Linked DNA regions of Homo sapiens: region 2 is linked to region 1. Evidence: chromatin loops called from intact Hi-C (ENCODE). Cell type or tissue: IMR-90. All regions are shown on one strand. Links, peaks and the distances in the headings refer to the core of each region. The heading gives the core; the rest is flanking DNA.

Region 1 (8,220 bases), core at 2,625-6,624:
TGTGCTTCACTTTACTGAGCTTTACAGATACTGCTTTTACAAACTGAAGATTTGTGGCAACCCTGCATCGATCAAGTCTATCAGCACTATTTTTCCAACAGCATATGCTCACTTTGTGTCTCTGGGTCACAATTTGGTAATTCTCACAATATTTCCAACTTTTTCATTATTACTGTATCTGGTATGGTGATCTGTGATCAGTGATCTTTGATGTTACTATTGTCATTGTTTGAGGCACCACGGACCATGCCCATAAGCAAACTTAATAAATGTACACATTCTGACTGCTCCACCAACCAGCAGTTCCTCTATCTGTTTCTCTCTCCTTGGGCCTCCCTATTCCCAGACACAACATATTGAAATTGGGCCAATGAATAACCCTACAATGGCCTCTAAATATTGCAGTGAAAGGAAGAGTCTCACATCTCTCACCAGACAGGACAAAAGCTAGGCCTCTTGTGCCAAACAGCCAAGTTACGAATGTAAAGTAAAAGTTTTTGAAGGAAATTAAAAGTGCTACTCCTGTGAACACATGAATGATAAGAAAGCAAAACAGCCTTATTGCTGATGCAGAGAAAGCTTTAGGGGCCTGGATAGAAGATCAAACCAGCTACAGCATTCCCTTAAGCCAAAACCTAATCCACATCAAGAATCCAATTTTCTTCAATTCTATGAAGGCTAAGAGAGGTGAAGAAGCTGCGAAAGAAAGATTGGGAGCTAGCAGAGGTTGGTTCACGAGGTTTAACGAAAGAAGCCATCTCCAGAACAAAAAAGCACAAGATGAAGCAGCAAGTGCTGATGTAGAAGCTGCAGCAAGTTATCCAAAGATCTAGCTAAGATCACTGACAAAGATGGCTACACCAAACAACATATTTTCAATGTAGATGAAACAGCCTTCGGTTGAAAGAAGATGACACCTAGGCTTTCACAGCTATAGAGGAGAGGTCAATGCCTGACTTTAAAGCTTCAAAGGACAGGCTGACTCTTGCTAGGGGCTAATGCAGCTGGTGACTTTAGGTTGGAGCCAATGCTCATTTGCTATTCCAAAACACTGGGGCCCTTAAGAATTATGCTAAATCTTTTGTGCCTGTGCTCTATAAATGGAACAACAAAACTTAGATGACAGTACATCTGTTTACTGCATGTTTTACTGAATATTTTAAGCCTTTCAATGAGACCCATTGCTCAGGGGAAAAAAAAAAAGATTCCTCTCAAAATAGTACTGCTCATTAACAATGCACCTGATCACCCAAGAGCTCTGATGGAGATGACAAAAAGATTCACATTGTTTTCTTGACTGCTAATACAACATCCATTCTGCAGCCCATAGATCAAGGAGTAATTTTGACTTTCAAGTCTTACTAAATTTTTTTTTCTTGAAACAGGGTCTTGCTCTGTTGCCCAGGCTGGAATATGCTGGCACAATCTCAGCTCACTACAACCTCTGCCTCCCAGGTTCAAGAGATTCTAGTGCCTCAAAGCCTCCTGAGTAGCTGGGACTACAGGTGTGTGCCACCATGCCCAGCAAATTTTTTGTATTTTTTGTACAGAACTCCTGTACTCCTGAGCTCAGGCAATCTGCCTGCCTCGGCCTCCCAAAGTGATAGGATTACAGTGTGAGCCACCTGCGCCCTACCTCAAGTCTTATTAATTAAAAAATACATTTTGTAAGGCCATACCTGTCATAGATAGCGATTCCTCTGATGGATCTGGGCAAAGTCAATTGAAAGCCTTCTGGAAAAGATTTCTCATTCTAGATGCTATTAAAACATCCATGTTTCATAAAAGGAGATCAAAATATCAACATGAGCAGGAGTTTGGAAGAAGTTGATTCCAAGCCTCATGGATGACTGAGGGGTTCAAGATGTCAGTGGAAGAAATAACTGCATGTATGACAGAAATAGCAAAAGAACTATAATTAGAAGTAGAGCCTAAAGATGTGACTGAATTGCTGTAATCTTACGATAAAACTTTTAAAAATGAGGAGTTGCTTCTCATGAATGAGCAAAGAAAGTGAGTTGTTTTTTTTTTTAGTAAGGTTTTTGTTGTTGTTGTTGTTGTTGTTGTTGTTTGGGGGAATTTTTTTTTTTTTTTGAGACAGGTTCTTGCTCTTTCACCCAGGCTGGAGTGCAGTGGTGCAATCTGGGCTCACAGCAACCTCCGTGTCCTGGGTTCAAGTGATTCTCCTGCCTCAGCCTCCTGAGTAGCTAGGATTACAGGTGTCCACCACCATACCCAGCTAATTTTTGTATTTTTAGTAGAGACTGAGTTTCACTATGTTGTCCAGGCTGGTCTCGAACTCCTGACCTCAAGTGATCCACCTGTCTCTGCCTCCCAAAGTGCTGAGATTACAGGTATGAGCCACCATACCCTGCCAAAAGTGGTTTTCTGAAATAGAATCTACTTCTGGTGAAGATGCTATTATATGTACATTGTATCATTGTTGTGAACAACAAAGTATTTGAAATATTCCATAAACTTAGTTGATAAAGCAGCAGCAGGGTTTGAGAGAACTAACTCCAATTTTGAAAGAAGTTCTATTGTGGCATAAAATGCTCTCAAACAGTGTCATATGCTACAGAGAAATTTTTCATGAAAGACAGAGTCAATCGATAGGGCAAACTTCATTGTTGTCTTATTTTTTAAAAATTGCCACAGCAACCCCAACCTTCAGCAACCACAACCTTGATCAGTCACCAGCCATCAACACTGAGGAAAGACCCTCTATCAGCAAAAAGACTACAACTCACTGAAGGCTCAGATGATTGTTAGCAATTTTTAGGAATAATGTATTTTTAAATTAAAGTATGTAAACTGTTTTTTTAGACATAATGTTTTTCTACTGCACATATATAAATAGACTGCAGTATAGTGTAAACATAACTTTTATATGCACTGGGAAACCAAAAAATGTGTGAGACTCACTTTATCGCAATATCCACTTTAATATTACAGTGGTCTGGAGCTGAACTTGCAATATCTCTGAGGTATGTCTGTAAACACATTTGATCTACTTGCAACATGACAGTGAACTGCGCTTTCTCCAAACACAGAGAAATGCTAGAAAACATCTAACCCCCAAAAAAGGTATATAGCTTAGAAATACCCAGGGTTCAACAAAGAGGTAACCCAAAGCCAAAGTTACAAGAGTATATGCAGACAGCATAACAACTTAAGAACATATAACGTAGAAACTGAACCTAGGGGCCAGTAGCTAAGGTTTTAAGGTCCATCTGTCAGGACAGGATATGTGGTTTGGGGCCCATGTAAGTAGTGAAGTTAGAATGAAATAACTGAGGTACCTGAATAAAAGGTTCAGATATTCAAAAGATGGCTTATTCCATTGAAAAGGGATATTAAAAGCAAAAACAAAATATTTACTCACTAGCCCAGGAGAGCAGTTTTTTTGCCAGTTCTCTGCCAAAAGCTCTGGGTAGGAAAAAGTTTTCTATAACCAATCAAACCCTAAAGATAGGTTTGGGGCCCATGGTATGATGGTAATCCCATGCCAGATAAGAAATAGCTGCTAGTAAGGAATTTTATATAATGTTATAGTGTAATTGCTAAGAAATATTATCAAATGAAAAAAACTAGGGGCTGGACAGTGTCAATAGTATGCCTGCATTTATCTAAGAAAACAATACAAATTTAATTCCATTTTAAAAGCAGACACAAAAGAAAGATAAATCAAAAGCTAATTACATTGTTTACCTATGGGAAAGGAGAGAAAAGGGCAAAGTGAGAAGGATAGAAACTAGACTTCACCAAATTTACCTCATTTTCTAGTTTTGACTCTGAAACTATAAAAATTTCTAACATAATTATAAAGCAAAACTGAATCAAGAATGTTAAAAACTATTCCCAAAATTTGAAAGTAAAATGAAATAAACTAACTTATGTATCAAGTTGCTAGCTTAAACATGGAGAACAATTATTTCAAGTGACATTAAACAGAGTAATTTGATTATAAATTCTAAGTGGGATATACAGCAAGAACCAAAAGAACTGTAAAAAAATTGTAAACTGTTTCCCAGTAACCATATTGTTAGTAATAGCATTGGTATTGTTACACTGATATTAAAATAGAGATTAATTTCATTAATGTTATTATACTAGGAACCAAGAGTTTTAGCGTAAGAGGGAAAAAAACACAAACATAAAACCAAAAATGTTAAGTAAAACTTCTATAATCCCAAATTCGAAATAGAAAAGTTTTTTAGAACAAACTGTTTGCAATGTTGGCCTTGTGAACTTGGATTTCGAAGTGTTGCCACCAGTCCCAGAACTAATAAGAGAGGTCACTGTGCCTAAACAGTTTGTACAACGTGGTTTAAACTAAACACCTCCTCTCTTTCTGAGAGTCTGGAATTTTGTATATGCCAGGCAGAGGATGCCTAGATAAGCAGCCTCTAATAAACATCCTGGGCACAAAGTCTCCAGTGAGCTTCCCTGGTAGACATTTCACATGTGTTGTCACAACTTGTTCCTGAGGGAATTAGGTTCATCCTGTGTGACTCCATGAGCAGAGGACTTTTCAAGGCTTGTGGCTGGTTTCCTCCAGACTTTGCTCCATTTGCCTTTTCCCTTTACTGGTATTGCTTTGTATCCTTTGCTATAATAAATCACACATGAGCATGGCTATATGCTGAGTCCTGTGAGTCCTCCTAGTGAGTCACTGAATCTGGGGGTTGTCTAGGAATTCCTAAGACAGTGGGAAACTTTGCAGACTAATAAGCTGGTTTCCTCAACAAATAAATTGCACAAGACAAAAAGGAGGAAAAAAAATCTTGTAAAGAAATTTAATAATAAATTTTTAATTCTAATTTTTTGTTTCAGTTCCTCTAAATATGGCAAATACTGATTGGAACAAAAAATTACAATTTGTTATTCAGAAGCCATAAAATTCAAAAAAAGTTAAATAAATTGCAGATCATTGTTGTATAAGTCCATGTCATTTATACTCTTGAAGTCATTTAAGCTTAAAACTGCACTAAGACTTTTGGAATATTCTGTACAAACAAACTAAATTTGACTAAAGAAGAATATAGAAAACATGAACATATTCAAGATATCAAAGAAATTAATTCAGCAGTCAAAAATATGATGAAAACCTCAGTCAAAAGTTTATAGACAAGTATCACCAAATCTTAAAGAAACAGGTAACCCCTATTTTAAGCATGATATTCCAGAGAATAAAAAATAGGAAAAGCTATCCAGCTCATCTTATAAGACTAGGGTATTAGTCCATTTTCATGCTGCTGATAAAGGCATACTCGAGACTGAGAAGAAAAAGAATTGAAAGAATTGAACTTACAGTTCCACATGGCTGGGGAGGCCTCAGAATCACGGTGGGAGGCAAAAGGCACTTCTTACATGGCAGCAGCAAGAGAAAATGAGGAAGAAGCAAAAGTGGAAACCCCTGATAAACCCATCAGATCTCCTGAAACTTAGTCACTGTCATGAGAATAGCACAGGAAAGATCAGCCCCCATGATTCAATTACCTCCCCCTGGGTCCCTCCCACAATACATGGGAATTCTGGGAGATACAATTCAAGTTGATATTTGGGTAGGGACACAGCCAAACCATATCATCCTGCCCCTGGTCCCACCAAATCTCATGTTCTTACATCTCAAAACCAATCATGCCTTCCCAACAGTCCTCCAAAGTCTTAACTCATTTCAGTATTAACCTAAAAGTCCACAGTCGAAAGTCTCATCTGAGACCAGGCAAGTCCCTTCCGCCTATAAGCCTGTAAAATCAAGAGCAATCTAGTTACTTCCTAAATACAATGGGGGTACAGGTATTGGGTAAATACAGCTGTTCCAAATGAAAGAAATTGGCCAAAACAAAGTGGTTACAGGGCCCATGCAAGTCCAAAATCCAGTAGGGCAGTCAAATTAAATGATCTCCTTTGACTCCAGGTCTCACATTCAGGTCATGCTGATGCAAGAGGTCGGTTCCCATGGTCTTGGGCAGCTCCATCCCTGTGGCTTTGCAGGGTATAGCCTCCCTTCCCAGCTGCTTTCACAGGCTAATGTTGCGTGTCTGCAGCTTTTCCAGGTGCATGGTGAAAGCTGTCAGTGGTCTACCATTCTGGGGTCTGGAAGACGGTGCCCCTCTTCTCACAGCTCCACTAGGAAATGCCCCAGTAGGAACTCTCTGTAGGGACTCCAACCCCACATTTCCCTTCTGCACTGCCCCAGCAGAGGTTCTCCATGAGGGCCCTGCCCCTGCAGCAAACTTTTGTCTGTGCATCCTGGAGTTTCCACACATCTTCTGAAATCCAGGCAGAGGTTTCCAAACCTCAATTCTTGACTTCTGTGCCCTTGCAGGCTCAATACCACTGGGAAGCTGCCAAGGCTTGGGGCTTCCACCCTCTGAAGCCACAGCCCAAGCTTTACATTGGCCCCTTTCAGCCATGACTGGAGCGGCTGGGACAAAAGGCACCAAGTTCCTAGGCTGCACACAGCATGGGGACCCTGGGCCTGGCCCCAAAACCACATTTTTCTTCCGGGCCTCCAGGCTTGTGATGGGAGGGCCTGCTGTGAAGGTCTCTGACATGGCCTAGAGACATGGCCTGGAGACATTTTCCCCACGGTCTTGGGGATTAACATTAGGCTCCTTGCTACTTATGCAAATTTCTGCAGCTGGCTTGAATTTCTCCTCAGAAAAATGGGTTTTTCTTTTCTACTGCATCATGAGGCTACTGAATCATCAGGAACTTTTATGCTCTGTTTCCCTTTTAAAACAGAATGCTTTTAACAGCACCCAAGTCACTTTTTGAATGCTTTGCTGCTTATAAATTTCTTCTTCCAGATACCCCAAATCATCTCTCTCAAGTTCAGAGTTCCACAAATCTCTAGGGCAGGGGCAAAATGCCACCAGTCTCTTTGCTAAAACGTAACAAGAGTCACCTTTGCTCCAGTTCCCAACAAGTACCTCATCTCCATCTGAGATCATCTCAGTCTGGACCTTATTGTTCATATCACTATCAGCTTCTTTTCAAAGCCATTCAACAAATTTCTAGGATGTTCCAAACTTTCCCACATTTTCCTATCTTCTTCTGAGCCCTCCAAACTGTTCCAATCTCTGCCTGTTACCCATTTCCAAAGTCGCTTCCACATTTTCAGGTATCTTTTCAGCAACACCCCACTCTACTGGTACAAATTGACTGTATTAGTCTATTTTCATGCTGCTGATAAAGATGTACCCAAGACTGGGAAGAAAAAGAGGTTTAATTGAACTTACAGTTCCACATGACTGGGGAGGCCTCAGAATCATGGCAGGTGGTGAAAGGCATTTCTTACATGGCAGCAGCAAGATAAAATGAGGAACAAGCAAGCCCATCATATTTCGTGAGACTTAGTCTCGTGATAAACCCATCATATTTCGTGAGACTTAGTCACTATCATGATAATAGCATGGGAAGGACCAGCCCCCATGTTTCAATTAGCTCCCCCGGGTCCCTCCCAGAACACATGGGGATTCTGGGAAATACAATTCAAGTTGAGATTTGGGTGGGGACACAGCCAAACCATATCAACTAGTATAATCTCAACGTGGCAAAAATGGATAAGAAAAGACTATAGGCAGGCTCATTTACTAATAGAGATGAAAATATTCAACATAAATTAATGAATTTAATTGATTTAGTCAAGCAAAGTGTGTCCATCTATATCATCTAAATGTCTATGTCTACATACACATATCTACTTAACTGTGTCATAATCAAGTAAGATTTATCCCAGGAATTCAAGGATAGACTGACATTGCTAAATTTAGTAATGTAATCTGCCATATTAACAGATTTAGGAGAAAAACCATAAGATCATTTCAAAAGACACAGGAAAAAAAATTCAACATCCATATATTATATTAAGAAACTTTTAGCAAACTAAGAATACAAGAAAATTCTCTTAACCTGATATTTAATAGTAAAATTTTAAAGCATTCTCTTTAAAATCAGAAACAAGATAAAAATGTGTGTTAGTACTGCTTCTAGTTAGGCCTATACAGGAAATCCTAACCAGTTTTTTGGGATTTGGGGTTTTTTTTGTTTTGTTTTGTTTTGTTTTGTTTTGTTTTGTTTTGTTTGGAGACGAAGTCTCGCTCTTGTTGCCCAGGCTGGAGTGCAATGGCACGATCTCGGCTCACTGCAACCTCTGCCTCCCAGGTTCAAGCGACTCTCCCACCTCAGCCCCCCAAGTAGCTGGGATTA
Region 2 (7,420 bases), core at 2,443-6,442, 71 kb after region 1:
GATACCGCGGCCCGGGCCCCTCCGCCGCGCGGGGGACCGCACTAGCGTCGACCTCCCGGCAGCCAACCCCGCGCGCAAGGCTCCGCGGCCGGATATGGGCCTAGCTTCCGGGATCCGCTCCCTGCGGGGCCGCGCTTAGGGTCGGAGTTCGCTAGTCCAGGGAAAGGGGTGGGAGGGGCCCTCGGAGGGGCCCCTACAAGGGATCCCAGTCCGCAGAATTAAAAATTCGTTCGCAAGGGAGCGCCCTTCCGGGGTCAGGGTCGTGAAGAGACACTCGAGAATTAGGGTCCTGGACTGCAGTGGGGCCGGGCCTGGACTTCGGGCAGGTGTTTCCTGGCCGCCCTGGGGCCCTGCAGCACCGAGGGCCGCGCTGATCTCAGGGCTCAGGCGGACGAGGGGCCGCCACAGGCACCTTAGGACCCTGGCGGCCTGAAGGCCTGGGGCCTTCAGGAAAGCCTCGGGCACTCCCAGCGGGGGACCTAGCGCCAGGTCACGATTCCATTCGGGGCGGGGAGCTTCTAAGCAGGAGTTGCTGACCAAGGAAAGAGTCTGGACCCGGGACCTCATCCCTGAGGACCAGACCACGACCTTGGAGCTCAGCTCTCAGTCCTTCCCGGCTAGGGATGCGGAGGGGTCGGGAGCTCGACGGCTAAGCGGCAGGGAATCCTGAGTTCCTAGAGATCTACAGAAAGCAGAAGAACGACACTAGATGAGACTAGACAGTGACGGCGGAAGGACGGAACCACATGGAGACTGACACACTTTGCGAGTTGGGACTCAATTGCATTTCTTTAAGTCCTTGATTCCGAAGTTTCCCCGCCCTCCTATGCAAGAGCGTTTGGGGAAACTAAGTTCCTTAGACTCTTTCATCCTTGTTATGTGAGCTCAGGGAGGAAGGCAGACAATAGCTGCAGCCTAAACACCTGCTATCTCTCAATGCAATAAGATATAGACGGTGATTGGAGTCGTTTCTCTTTTTGCTTCCAGAGGGAGCTCAAACCTGAAGCATCAAGGTTATCTTTTTCCAAAGGTAAAACAAGAGACTTGCAAAACCTGCTAGGGACACCACAGCTCACATCTGGAGGGGGTTCCCCTTTGCAAACGGAAAAGGCAATATGATTTTTTTTTTCATTTTAGGATTTGTGTGAACCTAAGTTCGGTACCTGCGACGAGTAAAAACACTTATTTGACCCTCTAGAGACTCAGCTAGAACTGACTGAGCAAAGGGAAATCGGGCAAAAGAAAGGGAAGGTACTGAGGAGAAAACGGTAAGCGGAGGTCTGGGGTGGGATAGTGCGCAGGGGTTCCTCTGACCGGGCGGCGGGACCCAGCTGCCGCGCAGGTAAATCCCAATACGCCTGGCACTGGGGTTCTGGACAGACTTGGTCTAAATACAGCCACGTGCTCGGGGCTGCTGTGCTCCAGCTGTGCGTTTCGGAGCGGTTTGCGCGCACGCGCACGTACACACACTCACACGGGCGCGTGCCTCTGTCCTGGCGCTGGGGCCTGAGGTTGTCCAAGCAGCGGAACCCCCCTGTTCCCGCCGGCCACTTGATGATGTCGCTCAAACTAGATACGGGGTCTCTCTAGTCAAGGAGGGCGGGCAGACAGAGGCGCCCGGCTTGTGGGTATCCAGCCCCACGTAGGGGAAGGGCTCATAGAGGGGCAGAGCCCAGGGAGAAGCGACATGCCCCCGGCTCCGTGCTCCTCTTCGCCTATCGGCCGGGTCACCTGTCAGCCGGTGCTCTCTCGGCTGGCTCCCCGTCCCTCCTCGCTCCCCGCAGCCACGCAACAACGCGCTGTCAGCCCGAGCTGGGCGCCTTGGCCTCTTTCTGGTGCCCCAGCCCTGCGAGCCAGGGCTCACCCCACACTGACGCTTCCAGGTACAAACACCACCAGCGCCGTTATTCCAGACTCCAGATCCCTGCCTTTTCCCCCCACCGAGCAAAGACAGGCCGGTGTTTGGGGGTGGTTGTTGTTCTTTTAAAAGTATATTAAAGGATCATTGGCGTCTCCCTGTCAAGTCATTACGCCTTTATCCCCATCAATTAACCACACCTCAGAGGGCTGCTATTAAGAGCTCAAATGAGCTGCAAAAGTAGGTATCCCGTTTCAGGCAGATGTTGTTATCTCCCGCTGAGAGGCGCGGCCGGCGGGGCCGGATCCTCCGCTTCCCGCGACTGCCGGAGTCGCGCTGGACTAGGCTGACCGCGCAGGGCGGCGAGGCTGGAAGGGAGGTCTCCGCCCGACAATGCGCAGGTGCCAGAGGAGCCAGGAGGAGTGAGAAGCGCCCTAGACCCGCGGCCTCAAGCGCCATGCACGTCAAGGGGAAGTGACTCCGGAGTTGTGCCAGGAAGAACACCAAGAACGAGCTGTGCGTTTTTGCGCAGAGAAGTAGTCTTCGCAAGACCGCAGCTCCCTGCCGAAGGCCCAGAAAGGGAGTGCGGGGGAGAGGGCAAACTAGTGAGTTTGGCTGGCAGTGCTCCCCCGACACACCCCACTTTCTTTTCCTGCCACTCCAGACTCCTTCCCGGCAGCGGGCCTCCAGAACCCCTTGTTGGTAAAGGCGAGGTGCTGTGGGGATGCAGGATATGGAATTAGGGAATTCGGGACGGAAACGTAGCGTTTAGGACAAAGGGGATTCACTGGGGACTTCCGCGGCCTTTGCCCAGATGCGCCTTTCCACCCTTTCTCACTCCAGTCACTCCCGAGGACTTGGGGCACGACTATCACACGCAACTGGGAGATCCTGGAAGACGGAGGAAAAACGAACAAGGGGACATGGCCCTCACTGCAGTGACAGGGCTTTCCTTCAGTCAGTGGCCACAATAAATTTAACCAAGGCTAAAGGAGATTAATTTCCCAGCATAATCCAATTAAAAGATTTCTAAAGTAATCTTTTGCGAAAATGAAAAGTGCGCGACTAAAGAGGGGACTGGTTTTGATGACAGTGATTTATCGCCTCAGCACAGCACGCACGGGACGCTGTCTCTCCAAGCGATTTGACCAGAGCATCCCGTCCTCGCCTCCTGTCCAAACCTTCCTCTTCCTGAAAGACAGCCATCTATCACGCCAACCTGGGCAGGAGAGAATGTGCAAGGGGCTGGGGCGGCTTACAAGCACCACAGACCTTTTTAAGTGCTATTAGATTTATGGTCTCTTTTTCGACACCCATCCAGAGTAATTAGCACATATGTTCTAAATAGATGATAGTTTTGTGAGCAATAAAGCAATTACCCATCGTTGGAGCTGACAGTTCCTCCAACTAAACTCCAACCAGCAGCTAATTGGAAAAGTCATTTCAGCTCCATTGTCTGCAATTAGTCCTGCTAAACTACTACACCCCAACTAGCTGGTTTGAGTTTAATTTATTCAATGTTGTGTTTGCATGGACAAGCCTTTGCCACGAAGGGACTTGCCTTTTGCCCCTCTAGACTGCGCCCAGGGACTAGAAGAGCAAGTGGGAGTGAGCAGCCGATATCTGGGGGCTGGGATGGCCCCCGGGGGAGGAGGCACCCGACTGGGCCTCAGCTTCAAGGTTAGTTGTCCAGCGGCTGAAAGCCTGCAGAGAAAACCATTGTTTCTCCTGCTAGACAGTAACCGGAGAAAACTGCTCAGTTCATGCTACCAAAACCTTTATTTAAAAAATTAGAAATTGTCACCACAGAGAAAGCGACTGGGTTCTCAACTCACCCCTTGTTCACACATCCAGTCATGACCCTGGGCCACCACATCATCCCTAAGGAATAAACATAGAGTCAGACCGCCAAAACAGAAAAGTTCTGAGCCCTGGGGGAGTGGGGGACAGGTTTCAACTCTGGGAGTGATTCGTGGAAAGAAAAGAAAAGAAAGGTCAGGAAGCCCAGCCTCTGCCTTAGCCACTCTGAGTTTAAAGCCACTTTCCCCTTAAAAGTGGGGTTTCTCTGTGACTTTGTTTGATTTTTTTCCCCTTCCTTTCTTATATTTTTTTTCTTCCTTTCTTTCTAAAAGTTAAGCCCAACAGGTCCAGGATTTGTGCACAGTGAGTGGAAAAAATGTGTTAAACGTCGGTTTGACGCCCCACCGGAGCTTCCAAATATCCAGCGGCTGGGATTCTTCTACTTAATTTAATCTTTATTGGACAGGGCGGCTCCTATGCTCCTATTCACTAGGAAACCCGGGGAAACATATCCGTTGGGGTTCAGAATTGAGGGTGGGAAGGAGAGGAGTTAAAGAGGGATTAATCCTCCCCCACCCAACTTCAAACTTTAGAACTGCAATCGCCTGCAGCCTGGGGGGGTGTCCCCCAAGTCCCAGCCCTGACAGCCCAGGGTCTCTGCGATCTGGAGCCAGAGGAAGAGAGGTTGGCAGGTTGAGATGGGAACTTGTATCCCTAGTAACCAAGTATTCCCTTGATGGAATTTTACATTAAAGTGTCCCAAGCTCTGGGAGCAATGAGAATTTTACTTAGAAGAACATGGGGTGGGGGGAGCATCCTCCTCTTAGGAGGTAAAGCCCAGTGCTTTCAGTCCTAGAAATCCAATGTCCTTTTCTGGATTATCATTCATATTAAATGTCCTGGGAGATGTTTTTCTTTTTGAAGTAAATACTATAACAATGCCTGGAAGACAACTTGGACATTTTAACCAGCATGTGAGACTTCCTAAGATAATTCCTATTTCAAATAAATTATGATAAATTGCTCAGCTTCAAGAATTTGGAGACGTGTCTATAGCATGTAAAACTTTTAAACTGCCTAATGTCAGGCTCTTATTTTCCACTATTTATTGTATTTTAACCAATTTAACTCCAAGCAAAAAGAAAAAATTGTGGGGAGAAATTGAAAGTAAAGGTCTTGTCTTGCCCCATTACCTCCCACCTGTCACACAATCTCCTCCCCCTGAAGAGAAATCCTCCTGTCACTGTGACTTCCAGTTGAAAACAGAAAGGAAATAAGATGACTTCTGGAAAAAGCTGTCCATTGTGTTCTTAATTGTTTGCTTTTTTTTTTCAGTACTTAAATATGCCCAGAGAGTGAGGGCATGAAAAAGCTAAATGAAGAGTCAGCTGAAAGTATCACCTAGACTGCTTGTTAGAGAATTCTAAGGTAGACGTGTGTGCATACTTATGCATGAGGGTAAAATAACCTACCTAATCATCGCCCCCCATGTATGGGAAATATTGACATATATATCCATGAACTGAAAAATCTTTAAGTACATGTGTGCAGAGATTCAGTTCTATGAAAGCTCAGCTAGCTGTCCGCATGCATGTATTCACTTCTGGAGTAAAGGCATTTTTGTTGCTCCCATAGTTTCTTTCCATTAAGAGCGATTAGATGATGTCTATTCAAAGTTGCTGATCCAGAGAGAAAATAAGAGTAGATAAAAGGAGATTTCAAGTGACCTCCTCATCCCTTTCACACCAACCTGAGCCCTAGAATAGCCAAGGATCAACTAACACAAAAGCCCTTTCCTTTCTCTTTTCAGCTTCAGAAGACTTTATGCAGGGGGGTAACAATAAAACATAGAACGATCCCCGAGTTTTGTTAGATCATGCATTCAGAATACTTTATTAACTCCCCCCAAAGATGGGCTAGGTTTATTTTCCACCTTTGAAATGGGTAAATAAAATATATATAGCATAACAAAGGGCATAATTGTTTACTGTTCTATTGCTTATATCAGTGGTGTCCTATGCTTGTGCTTTTTTTTTTTTTTCATTTAAACTTTAGCTAAACCTCCTCTCTCCTCAACGATGGAGGACATTGTAATAAATATATCTTTCCACTGACAGTTTAGAAGGAAATGTTAGGTTTATTATTTAGATCAACGTTCTGATAGGTAAATACAATTGCAACATGACTGGTAACACCAGCAGACCTGCTGGCTTTTTGAGCCAATACTTTTCCACTAGTTTATCTCATAGGCAGTAAAGAAAGTGACATTAAACACTGAAACATATTAGAGCAGTCTTTAGTCAGTGAAATATCCAACTCAGATCTACTTCTGATGGGCTAATCCTGTAGTAGAAGAAATAGGTGCTCTGACAGGTAACTATTAAGGGAAATGATTATGTAGAGCAGTTGATTGTATTCTCAGGGTACTCCAACAACCTTCAGACTCATTTCAAAACTTCAACTTTCATCCAAACCTAATCCATTTTCCCTGGAAAGAATAGCCATGCGGTTTTATTCTTCACTCAAGCTGGGTATTTAAAATAAATAAATTTTATAACATAAAAGTCTTCAATTATTTCCTTTTTTCTTTTTGCATAAATGCATTTAGATAGCTAAGACTTGATTTTTATAAAAAGTAAATATTTGGCTCTAGCTTCACTGGTGTGCTAAGAATGATTGTCACTTTTCCTCCTCTAAAAAGGCTCGATTTGCATCCAAAGGTCAGTGCTTGCTCTCCTGCCGTCCTTCCTCCTGCTGCTTCTCCTGGGCCCTCTAACTGGGGGCCTAGGCCAAAAGGAGAAGTGCTTCCCTTATCTCTCTTTTTCAAAACACGTGCTTTAAATGACCGGTTTGAGATAGAAAACTAAACTAAGGTACAGCACTTATCTCTGAGCATTTCGACCCAAAGGTGACAAAGAAGAAATGCCTGGGCTACCAGAGCGATAGTAAACCCTGGAGTCTGTTGGGTTCATGGTTTGACTATATGTGCACGCTAAGGGTAGGCAGTCCACCAGAAGCCTGACTCCTAACTTGGCCTATCCACCTGGTTTTTTGTTGATAAAGGCAGAACTTTTTACAACTAGGCAGCCACAATATAGGCTGGGTTCAGTCTTGGGGGTAAAGATTTCTGAGATAGGCTGGGGTTTAGTTTGTTTGTTTTGGTTTTGTGTTTTAGTAATCACAAAACATTAGATGGGCATTCCTGCACCTCTCTCCACCCTTTCTTCCAAAAGATCTGTGTGAGACCATTTTAAATACATCTTCAACTATGTCCTTCCTGGCTTTAATCTCATGCCAGGGGAGACTAATTGATTCAGCACCTTTCAAATAAGCTCTTTGGGAAAGGTCTGCAGCAAGATCAGAGGCACTGACCTTTTTCTCAATGATTGCAGGCATGTTCATCTCTCCAGATGGGCTCGATAAAACGGGGTTAGTTCTGTTCTGTGGTCTTGCTAAACAGAATAATACCATTTTTAACGATTTTGAGGTAGGGAAGAGGTATAAAAGAGAATTTCCTACACATATCTGATCATTTGTAGGGTCCCATGGCTCTTGAACTAGATTTAGAAAATGTTTTTACAAGGCCACTTTTGTTCAGTGTGACTTACCAAAAAGCTAAAATGAATGACTTTCGGGAGACCAAGATATCAATATCAAAAAAAGCCCATAGAATTAGTGAAAAATGGTTCAGCCTCGTGGTAAGAAAGATATGGAGGGAGAGGATATGTTAACAGACAGACAGTCCGCTTAGATCCGGATTCT

Evidence for each region. A loop is a pair of places that touch in the nucleus more often than their neighbours do. Peaks named below come from ENCODE experiments on the same cell type or tissue, not always from the same donor. Only the 100,000 strongest peaks of a DNase experiment are listed, where the experiment ranks them.
Region 2: it touches region 1 in a loop (3-fold over the local background); 4 of 110 quality-filtered maps call a loop at or near these places.

What each region holds. Positions count from the first base shown.
Region 1 is chr5:93,499,278-93,507,497 of GRCh38, forward strand. All of the region lies in intron 4 of NR2F1-AS1 (NR2F1 regulatory antisense RNA 1), which reads right to left. Among named protein-coding and RNA genes, the nearest start is that of NR2F1-AS1, 78 kb to the right of the region's middle. RefSeq lists an enhancer at 5,923-6,423. In IMR-90, for the core only: no CTCF peak of the experiment used is centred there; a DNase peak (open chromatin) is centred at 4,674; H3K27ac peaks cover 402 bases.
Region 2 is chr5:93,570,745-93,578,164 of GRCh38, forward strand. The region is part of intron 1 of NR2F1-AS1 (NR2F1 regulatory antisense RNA 1); the gene reads right to left. It overlaps LOC124901026 (a long non-coding RNA gene), which reads left to right and starts at 938. Exons shown (of 3, transcript XR_007058871.1): 1 at 938-1,030; 2 at 1,138-1,268; 3 at 3,991-4,073. RefSeq lists a silencer at 1-18. In IMR-90, for the core only: no CTCF peak of the experiment used is centred there; no DNase peak of the experiment used is centred there; H3K4me3 peaks cover 322 bases; H3K27ac peaks cover 1,132 bases.